Regions from separate parts of the Homo sapiens genome. Here region 1 is linked to region 2. The links are chromatin loops, found by intact Hi-C in ENCODE. Cell type or tissue: Caco-2. All regions are shown on one strand. Links, peaks and the distances in the headings refer to the core of each region. The heading gives the core; the rest is flanking DNA.

The links. Hi-C counts contacts between places; a loop is a spot of excess contacts. Peaks named below come from ENCODE experiments on the same cell type or tissue, not always from the same donor. Only the 100,000 strongest peaks of a DNase experiment are listed, where the experiment ranks them.
Region 1: a loop joins it to region 2, with 4 times the contacts of the local background. A loop is called at or near these places in 1 of 110 quality-filtered maps.

What each region holds. Positions count from the first base shown.
Region 1 is chrX:18,845,210-18,850,589 of GRCh38, reverse strand. No RefSeq gene overlaps it. Among named protein-coding and RNA genes, the nearest start is that of PHKA2-AS1, 42 kb to the left of the region's middle. In Caco-2, for the core only: no CTCF peak of the experiment used is centred there; a DNase peak (open chromatin) is centred at 2,489.
Region 2 is chrX:18,760,399-18,765,778 of GRCh38, reverse strand. PPEF1 (protein phosphatase with EF-hand domain 1) reads right to left here. Exons shown (of 16, transcript NM_001377996.1): 6 at 4,203-4,249. Among named protein-coding and RNA genes, the nearest start is that of PPEF1, 55 kb to the right of the region's middle. In Caco-2, for the core only: no CTCF peak of the experiment used is centred there; a DNase peak (open chromatin) is centred at 2,468.

The DNA of each region.
Region 1 (5,380 bases), core at 325-5,324, 85 kb before region 2:
TATTCTAAAATAAACAGATTATTTACAAAGCAAAAACACAAAAAGTCTGTCGTCCACACATGTATGGATCTATTTCTGGACTCCATTCTGTTCTATTAACCTATTTATTTATCTTTACACCAATACCACACCGTTTAATGAGTAGAGCTTTATAATACATCTTGAAATAAGGTAGAGTGTTAGTTCTCTAAATTCGTTCTGCTTTGTCAATGTTGTTTTGCTTATTCTAGTTCCTTTGCGTTTTCATATGAATTTTAGAATTAGTCTGTTGATTTCTATTTTTTAAAAAAAGGCTGCTGGGATTTTCATTGGGACTGTGTTGAATCTATGGATTAATAAACTGGGAATGGTTGGGGATCTTCACATTATTGAGTCTTCTGACTCAACACAGTATATCTCAAGATTTATTTAGATCTTCTTTAATTTCCCTCAGCAATATTTGTAGCTTCTAGTGCACAACTTGCAAATACTTTGTCACATTTATTGCTAAATATTCCATTTTTCGAAGCTCTTTTTAATAGTATTGGTTTTGCTATTGTTGTTGTTGGTTTTTGTTTGTTTGTTTTGAGATGGAGTTTCGCTCTTGTTGCCCAGGCTGGAGTGCAATGGTGCAATCTCAGCTCACCGCAACCTCCGCCTCCCAGGCTCAAGTGATTCTCCTGCCTCAGCCTTTCGAGTAGCTGGGATTATAGGCATGTGCCACCACGCCTGGCTAATTTTGTACTTTTAGTAGAGACAGGGTTTCTCCATGTTGGTCAGGCTGGTCTCGAACTTTCGACCTCAGGTGATCCGCCCACCTCGGCCTTCCAAAGTGCTGGGATTACAGGCGTGAGCCACTGCACCCGGCCAGTATTGGTTTTTAAATTCCAATTTCTGATTGTTCGTTGTGAGTATATTGAAGTAAAACTGATTTTTATATATTGATCTTATATCCTGCAAACTTGCTAAACTAGCTTATTAGTTCTGGTAGCTCTTTTGTACAGTCCATCAGATCATGTCATCTGCACATAGAGATAATTTTTCTTCTTCTGTTCAAATCTGGATGTCTTTATTTCTTCCTCTTAACTGATTATACTGGCCAGAGCTGTAGGTTTTTCATATATGCCCTTTATTAGGTTAAGGAATTTTCCTTCTGTTTCTAGTTTGCTGAGAAGTTTGATCAGAAATGGATGTTGGATTTTATTCAACATCTATGTTTACTGCGATACTCATATGATTTTTTTGGTTTGTTAATAAGGTGAATTATATGGAATGAGAACAGTATTTAGTCTAAAGCTAATTATTCCCCACCACTGAGGCAAGGTCCTTTGGAGTACTCTATCCAATGCTCCAAAAATCAGGAGATTTTCCACACTAATTAGTGGGACAAGGCTTTATTCTGGGCCCTAAGTGAGCAGCGGGTGGTTCTTTCCCTGGCCTCAGGTAATTTCCTCATGTGCATGCCCTGCTCAGCCTTCTGCTAAAAACTTGAGGGGAAGCCTCTGCAGATTTCCAGAGTTCTCTCTCTGTGCAGCTGTCTCCTCTTCAGGACTATGTCCTACAAACTCTAGCCACCTTGGACTCCCAATTTAGGGATTCTTCTGGCTTTGCCTGAGTTTCCCCTCCCTGTGCCACAGCCTGTAAACTCTCTGAAGGGAGTAAGCTGGAGCAATTGTAGGGTTTACCTCATTCATTTCTCATCTCTCCAGGATGACTATTCTTTAGTGCCTGATGTGCAGTGTTTTGGAAATAATTGTTTCAGATATTCTGTCTTTTGTTTTTGTTGTATCAGGAGGATACATCTGGTCCCTGTTACTCCATGTTGGCCAGAAGTAGAAGTTGACTTCAGGTTTTCATTTACTTTGAAAATCTTCTAGCTGGATGATAGAGATTAAAAGTACTTTTATTTTCCAACTCAGCCTGCCCTGGCCCCTTTATATTCCTCATAAATCCTGCTTGAAAACTGAACAGTTTTTGCTTTGGCTCATCTCTCTTTTCTTATACTCTATTATACACAGCTAGGACCAATCAGCTGTCACTTTCAACATTTTGCCTGTAGACCTCCTTAGTCAAATCCAAATTTCATTAAGAAGCTTTTCCATCTTCCATATTATCATAAACTACACTTTTGGAAATTGTTTCAAAACCACATAACATGTGTAACCATGTTTTGTAGCCTGCAATAGCAGTTTCCTAGCTAATTTTCCAGGTTTTGCTGTTTCCTCACTGCTTTTCCAGCCTCTGCCCTAATGTGGCAGGCCAAGTCTCACTAACACAGGCCTCCATAACAACTGTTTCAATACTGACTGAGTGGTTAAGTTAAATATTAAAAGCTAAAAAGCCAGTGCCCTTATACAAAGGCTGGAATGTAACAAAAGCCCACCAAGAGTTTTGCCTAGCCCTTCCCTGGGCCTTAAAGCATGACAAAATAACGAAGGAATTCTTAACAGGACCCATTTAGGATTAAACATGTTTTATTGTGGGTCTGAAGAAACTCCCCAGGCCTCTGCAAACAAGTTTACTGGGGGTCTGAAGGAACTCCCCAAACCTCCGTGATTTAGCAGGAGACAAGATACGGGTAATCACCTCAGCACTTGGACCCATTTAGATTAAGTAAATTTACTGAGGCTCCAGAGGAAGGTCTTCAGGACTCAGACCTTAGTTACAGATTAAAAGAAGTTAATCACTTATGTCTTTAGATGAGTGCACACTTACACGTAGGCATACAGCTTAGAAGGTATATAAGCTCTGGAAAACTTTGTAATTTTGAATTGGCCTGGCCATAATTTCCAGGTCTTCTCCCTGTAGCCAGTTGCAGAAATAAGAACTCTCTTCCTCTCCAGTTCAACTGCATCTCGTTATTGGGCCACAAGAAATAGCAGCCCGATCCTCAGTTTGGTCCAGGCACACTAACACCTTGTCCTAAAATTACTGACACATATTTCAGTTTTTGTTAGGATAGCACTCCACTTGTAGATATCCTTTTCCTTATAATTTAGTTTTTGCCACATTATAAACTACTCTAAAATTCAATGTCTTAAAAACAGCAACTGTCGGGCACAGCGGTTCACACCTGTAATCCCAACACTCTGGGAGGCTGAGGCAGGCTGATCACCTGAGGTCGGGAGTTCAAGACCAGCCTGACCAACATGGAGAAACCCCATCTCTACTAAAATACAAAATTAGCTGGGCATATGTAGAAAGAAATAGACATAAGAGACTCCATTTTGTTCTGTACTAAGAAAAATTCTTCTGACTTGAGATGCTGTTAATCTGTAACCCTACCCCCAACCCTGTGCTCGCAGAAACATGTGCTGTGTCGACTTAAGGTTTAATGGATTTAGGGCTATGCAGGATGTGCTTTGTTAAACAAATGCTTGAAGGCAGCACGCTTGTTAAAAGTCACCACCACTCCCTACTCTCAAGTACCCAGGGACACAAACACTGCGGAAGGCCGCAGGGACCTCTGCCTAGGAAAGCCAGGTATTGTCCAAGGTTTCTCCCCATGTGATAGTCTGAAATATGGCCTCGTGGGAAGGGAAAGACCTGACCGTCCACCAGCCTGACACCCGTAAAGGGTCTGTGCTGAGAAGGATTAGTAAAAGAGGAAGGCCTCTTTGCAGTTGAGATAAGAGGAAGGCATCTGTCTCCTGCTCGTCCCTGGGCAATGGAATGTCTCGGTGTAAAACCCGATTGTATGTTCCATCTACTGAGACAGGAGAAAACCGCCTTAAGGCTGGAGGTGAGACATGCTGGCGGCAATACCGCTCTTTAATGCACCAGATATGTTTATGTATGTGCACATCAAAGCACAGCACATTTTCTAACTTTGTTTATGACACAGAGACATTTGTTCACATGTTTTCCTGCTGACCCTCTCCCCACTATTACCCTATTGTCCTGCCACATCCCCCTCTCCGAGATGGTAGAGATAATGATCAATAAATACTGAGGGAACTCAGAGACTGGTGCCTGTGCGGGTCCTCCGTATGCTGAGCACCGGTCCCCTGGGCCCACTTTTCTTTCTCTATACTTTGTCTCTGTGTCTCTTTCTTTTCTCAGTCTCTCGCCCCACCCGACGAGAAACGCCCACAGGTGCGGAGGGGCAGGCCACCCCTTCAGGCGTGGTGGCGCATGCCTGTAGTCCCAGCTACTCGGGAGGCTGAGGCAGGAGAATCGCTTGAACTGGGGGGGCGGAGGTTGTGGTGAGCCAAGATCACGCCATTGTACTACAGCCTAGGCAACAAGAGCGAAACTCCATCTCAAAACAAACAAACTAACAACAACAACAAAAAACCCAGCAATCACTTATTTGGACTGTGAAAGGGAAGTATCTTGGGTCCCCAAAATCACTAAGCTAGGAACTGCTTAGGGAAAACGTGCCTCCCATTCTATTCAAAGTCATCCCTCTGCTCACTGAAATAAATGCATATGTGATTGCCTCCTTTGGAAAGGCTGATCAGAAACTCAAAAGAATGCAATCGTTTGTCTCTAGCCTACCTGTGATGTAGAAGCCCCCTCCTCTCTTCGAGTTGTCCCCTTTCTGGACCAAACCAATATTCATCTTACATGTGTTGATCGATGTCTCATGTCTCCCTAAAATGTGTAAAACCAAGCTGTGCTCTGACCACCTTGGGCACATGTCATCAGGACCTCCTGGGGGTGTGTCATGGGCACGTGCCCTCAATCTCGGCAAAATAAACTTTCTAAATTAACTGAGACCTGTCTCAAATTTTGGGGGTTCATAAGACCATAACTTTGTACATCAGCAATTTGGGCTAGCTTCAACTGTGCAGTTCTTCTGGCCTGGATGGGTTCAGGTAATCTCAGCTGAACTCATTCATGCATCTTCAGTTGGCTGGTGGGTTAGCTGGGGCTGGCTACTTTATGATGAATTTAATTGGGATGACTAGGCCTTCCTCCAGAGGCCTGAGTTTGTTTAGTTGGAAGTGGTCCTAAACCATCAAAGGTGATAGTTTCCGTGACAGGGATAATTAATCAATTTATACTGAATATTTGGATTTAAATCTACCATATTACTGTTTGGCTTATCTCTTCTATATTCTTTTTCCCTTTTGACTTCTTTTTAAAATTGTTATTATTCCATCTCTCTATAGATTGGAAATTATATACCTTTACTATTTTTTTAAACCAGTTATTCTAGAGATTACAACATGCATTCTTGACATCACAATCTAATGTTAATTGTTGCTTTGACCGTGTTTTTAGACAATAAAAAGACCTTAGAACCCTTTAACTCCATTTATTCTCTCATCAACTTATGTACTAACTATTGTTATCATTTAGTCTCTGTAATTTTACTCTTATTTTAACTCTTATAAGAGGTTATTATTCATTTAGATTTTACTCACACATTTACCATTTCAATGCTCTTGAGTCC
Region 2 (5,380 bases), core at 281-5,280:
TTCCTTTTTCTAGATAAATGAAAGTAATGTATTTATTCACTTATTATAAATTCCTTTAAAATAATAATATAGTTTCCGGGTTTTCTGCTGTACCGCTGTTGAAAATACTAATGATATTATTGATCAGCTATTTTCCCCATTGCTTTATCATTGTTGCTATTTTCTTCTTTTTTAAAAAATAAATTTTACCATGTACATTCAAGGTATAATATATCATGATGTTACAGAATACATACATATAGTAAAAAGGTTACTATAGTGAAGCAAATTAAAGTATCCATCATCTGACATAGTTATCCAATTTTTGTTTTTTTGTGGCAATAGCAGCTAAAATCTACTCATTTGGCATGAATCCCATATATGGTACAATTTTATTACCTATAGTCCTCGTGTTGTACACTAGATCTCTTTTCAGTTTCTTAAAGTGGAAACTTGCTGTCATCAATGGCTCTTCCCTCGGTTTCCCCACTTAAACCAGGCAGTTTCGAGATTCTGGTGTATGTGGTTCACTCCATGTCCAAGATGCATTTTACCTTCTTCTCACTCACGCCTGCCAGAATTCTAATCCATGGCTCTTGCACACTTCTGTTTTCCAGACATCCCTCTCACCTCTCTACCCAAATCCATCCTAAATATAATAGTGCCCTAGTCTTTCATCACTGGGCTAGCAATCTCCATTTCCTTAGCACTGTCATTGGTTAGCTCTCCAAATATATCTTGCTTGCATTTGAATGCTATATTTTCACCTTTAGTTCCTTTTATAGTACTTCTTACCACCCACCTCCTCCTGTTCAATCTTTACATTAGCACCTTCCAGTTTTATATGTTCCATATAGTTTTGCAGACAGAATTAAAGAAATATGTTAGAATTCTCTTTTCTCATCTGTCTACTCCAGAGTCCTATCCCTTATCGCACTTTCATACGAAATAAAGAAATTTTCTTTTCTAAATGCCTTGGAATTTAGTGACTACGTTCCCGATTTAATTTACTCAACTATTTGCCCTTTTATATATTTCTCAAGACTCTAGATAAAGAATGACCAGGTTTGTTGTTGTTCTCCACATGCCCTGCCCCCTCCTCCTTCCTCACATTGTAATTGTCAACAATAGCCGGACCGCACTTCTGAACATTTGGTGTGGAGCTACGTCCCAAATTAAATAAATCCCATCCCCTGTCCATCCTTCCACCTTTCCCATGGCACTCCAGTGGGGCCAGTAGAATCTCCATTTCATGGTCAATGAAGCCCCTTCCACCTTCAACTTATTCAGAAAGGCTTCTCTCCTCCATAGGCCTGGGCTTCCTCCAGAGCACAGCAGCACTCCTGACTCCTGCAGCCCTTCTGAAGGAAAGGACCCACCCATCCCCAGGACACCCACCTCAGGCCCAGGAGCAGGGGAGGCTCTGCTTGCCCCCAGGGCTGCTCACAGAGAAACACCCCACCACCCTCCTTTCAGGCCCATGACCTCTGACTAAACTTCCTTCCCCTGCTCCTCATCTGGGTCCACGTGGTGCCCCCCACTGTTGAACACACCTGCTTTCCAGGTCCTTGCCCACCTCATCGCCAATACTCTCTTTCGATGGCTTGGGCTGCCCATGTTCTAGGCTCCACCCCAGGGCATCCCTTGCCCTGGGACTGCTCCCCCTGCACTTCCCACCATCCTACCTCCTAAGGCCCTCACTGCAGTCAGCCTGCTCCCTGACACAGTCGGTCAGCATTCCAGTCCTACTACCCTCCTACTTCTCCCAGTTGACTGGCCCATCCTGGCTTCTCTTCCTTCCCTACCCAGCTTAGATTCTGTGGCTGATGTCCAGAATTGCTCTTTCACCAGCCCCCTCGGCTCCCTGCCAGCAAACCTTCGCCTGGACTTCCTACACCAATCTGCTACTTGGGACACCTCCTGACACTCTCTGACAGTCACACTCTACGTCCTGGCTTGGGCCTGCTGAAGTCTCAACGGAACCTCTTCCTAGGTGCTGGCTCTACCCACTCCTGGTTTGGCCTGTCCTCTTCCCTTCCAAGCTGCTAATCTAATGCATGAAGTGAAAACCTTGTGTTTCTATTATAATTTATTATTTTAAAAATGCTTTTGGATACTTATTTTATCCAGAATACAACCTCTTATGGGGTGGAAGCTCAAGATAATATTGCAGCTGAAAAAAAAAATTGCAGTTCATGGAGGTTGTATGGCTTACTCAAGCTCTCACAGCCTCAAAGAGTGGAACTGATTGGTCATCAAAATGTGGCAGGCCAGGTCTCACTAACGCAGGCCTCCATAACAACTGTCTCAGTACTGACTGAGTGGTTCAGTTAAATATTAAAAGCTCAAAGAGCCAGTGCCCTATACAAAGGCTGGAATGTAACAAAAGCCCACCAAGAGTTTTGTCTAGGCCTTTCCTGGGCGTTAAAGCATGGCAAGATAACGAAGGAATTCTTAACAGGACCTATTTAGGATTAAACAAGTTTTACTGGGGATGTGAAGAAACTCCCCAGGCCTCCACAAACAAGTTGATTGGGGGTCTGAAGGAACTCTGCAAACCTCCATGATTTAGCAGGAGACAAGATAAGGGTAATCACCCCAGCACCTGGACCGATTTAGATTAAGTAAATTTACTGAGGCTCCAGAGGAAGGTCTTCAGGACTCAGACCTTAGTTATAGATGAAAAGAAGTTAATCACTTACGTCTTTAGATGAGTGCACACTTACACGTAGACATATAGCTTAGAAGGTATATAAGCTCTGGAAAACTTTCTAATTTTGAGTTGGTCTGGTGATAATTTCCAGGCCTTCTCCCTGGAGCCACTTACAGAAATAAAAACTCTCTTCCTTCCCAGTTCATCTGTATCTCGTTATTGGGCCATGAGAAATAGCAGCCCAACCCTCAGTTTGGTCCAGGAACAATAATGTTAGAGGTGTTTGAACCAGAGCACGCAGAAACCGCAATTACTTTTGCACCAACCTAATAAAACAGTTGCAGTAAAGAAGCCAGCTAAAACCCACCAAAACCGAGATGGCAACAAGAGTGACCTCTGGTCATTCTCACGGCTATACTCCCATCAGCATCATGACAGCTTACAAATGCCATGGCAACCTCAGGAAGTTACCCTATGTGGTCTAAAAAGGGGAGGCATGAATAGTCCACCCCTTGTTTAGCATATCATCAAGAAATAACCATAAAAATGGGCAACCAGCAGCCCTTGGGGATGCTCTGTCTATGGAGTAGCCATTCTTTTATTCTTTTACTTTCTTAATAAACTTGCTTTCACTTTAGTCTATGGACTCACCCTGAATTCTTTCTTGTGCGAGATCCAAGAATCCTTTCTTGGGGTCTGGATCGGGACCCCTTTCTGGTAACAATAATAATCAGAATATATTTTCTTTCCACCCATCTGAGATACCTACGCTACGCCCAATTATTTGACATGCTAGTTGTGGGGGTCACAGGAGTAGATGAACAATAAATGCATTAATCAAAAAGAGACATTCAGAAGACCAGTGTAAAGGGGTAACCGCTGTGAAGGCAGGGATCTCAAGATCAGTTTTCCATATGCAGTCAGCCATCCCTGAAGCAAACATTCAGGCTGTAACTCTTGGCCCAGAGACAGAAAAAAATCCAATCAAAGAGATGCAGAGAAAATCCATGCTGGCCAAGCAGTCTTGTGCCCTCTGTGCTGGCTCTCACAAGCCAAATGCAATAAATGAAGAGGAGGCACAGCATTGGAAGAACAACTGAGCCCATGGATGGCGAATCAGGGGAGAAAAGAGAGCATGCTGGAACTTATTCCTTATCATAAGCAACTCCACTCATGCATAATTAGTGTGCACTGGAAGAGAAGACTGGTATGTGACATGCTCATCCCTGAACAAAATTAAAATAAAACAGACTGCATCCCTCCCCATCCTGTACCATCTAGACATTTATGATGCGATAAAGACAATAAATACAATCCGGTACAAATCCTAATGGATACACAGACAACAATAATGTAGAATGAAGACCCAAAGTACAATTTTTTAAAAATTTATGAGATGTGTGTTAAAAAAAAAAAAGATATGGCTCTACAAATCTTTGAGCCTCCTGGTTAAAAACAGTAACATTATATCTGTATTAGTACATATCTCTAGTAAAACTAATATTGTTATCTGCCCTAAGACTGCCCTCCCCCAAGAAAAATGTTAATATTTAGCAAAATCATCATTTACCTTGTAGAAGATCAAAAAAAGATCATCCAGTTTCCCATGCAAATCACCTGCAGTGCAAATGAAAAATCAGTATTCAGTAGAGAACAAGATGCAATGCCCATTTTTAAAAGTGAAATACTGCTGATCCACTCCAAGTGTTCTCAGGGCATTGGGTTTTTATCCTATGACGATGTTAATTTGACAGGCAATTTGTCTCCACAGCACTCTTCTCTTCCTCTCCTATAGTGGGGACAGCATCTAGTGCTTCAATTACCTTTTCAGTCCAGTCATTTGCACAGGGCTTCGATCACTCTGGGCCAAGCACTGTGCTAAGGGTTTTACATGAATTATCTAGTTCAGTCCTTACAACCACTCTATGAGATGGGTTTTATCTTCATCATTCTCATCTTACAAATGAGGCTCACAGTAGTTAAGTAAGTTATGCAAAGATACCCAGCCATCAAGTATCAGAGCAAGAATTCAAACCCAACTTTAACTCACTTCAAAACTCAAGCTTGGCTGGGTGTGATGGCTCACACCTGTTACCCCAGCACTTTGGGAGGCCAAGGCAGATGGATCATTTGGGCCCAGGAGTTCAAGACCAGCCTGGTCAACACGGCGAAACCCCGTCTCTACTAAAAATACAAAAATTAGCTGTGCATGGTGGCACACGCCTGTAATCCCAGCTACTTGTGGGGGCTGAAGCATAAGAATCGCTTGAACCCGGGAGGTGGAGGTTGCAGTGAGCTGAGATTGCACCACTGCACTCCAGCCTGGGTGACAGAGCAAGACTCCATCTCAAAAAAAAAAAAAAAAAAAATTGCCAGGTTTGGTGGTGCGCACCTGTGATCCTAGCTACTCAGGAGGCTGACTGAGGTGGGAAGATTGCTTGACCCTGGGAAGTCGAGGCTGCAGTGAGCTGTGATCATGCCACCACACTCCAGCCTGGGTGACAAAGTGAGACCCTGTCTCAAAAATAAAACGAAAAACAAAAAACCCCTCAGGCTCTTAGCGATTATTCTGTACACCCACACTGTAATCCCTAGGAGAGCAGCAACAGTATCTATTGTAGTCAGCATTGAATCCCCAAGTGCCTACCATAGGACCCAGTGGATAAGAGGCACTCAGTAAATACATTTCTTGGCTAAGTATATAGCTTTTTAAAGCCGTGTTTTTAATATACTCCAGTAGCAGCATCT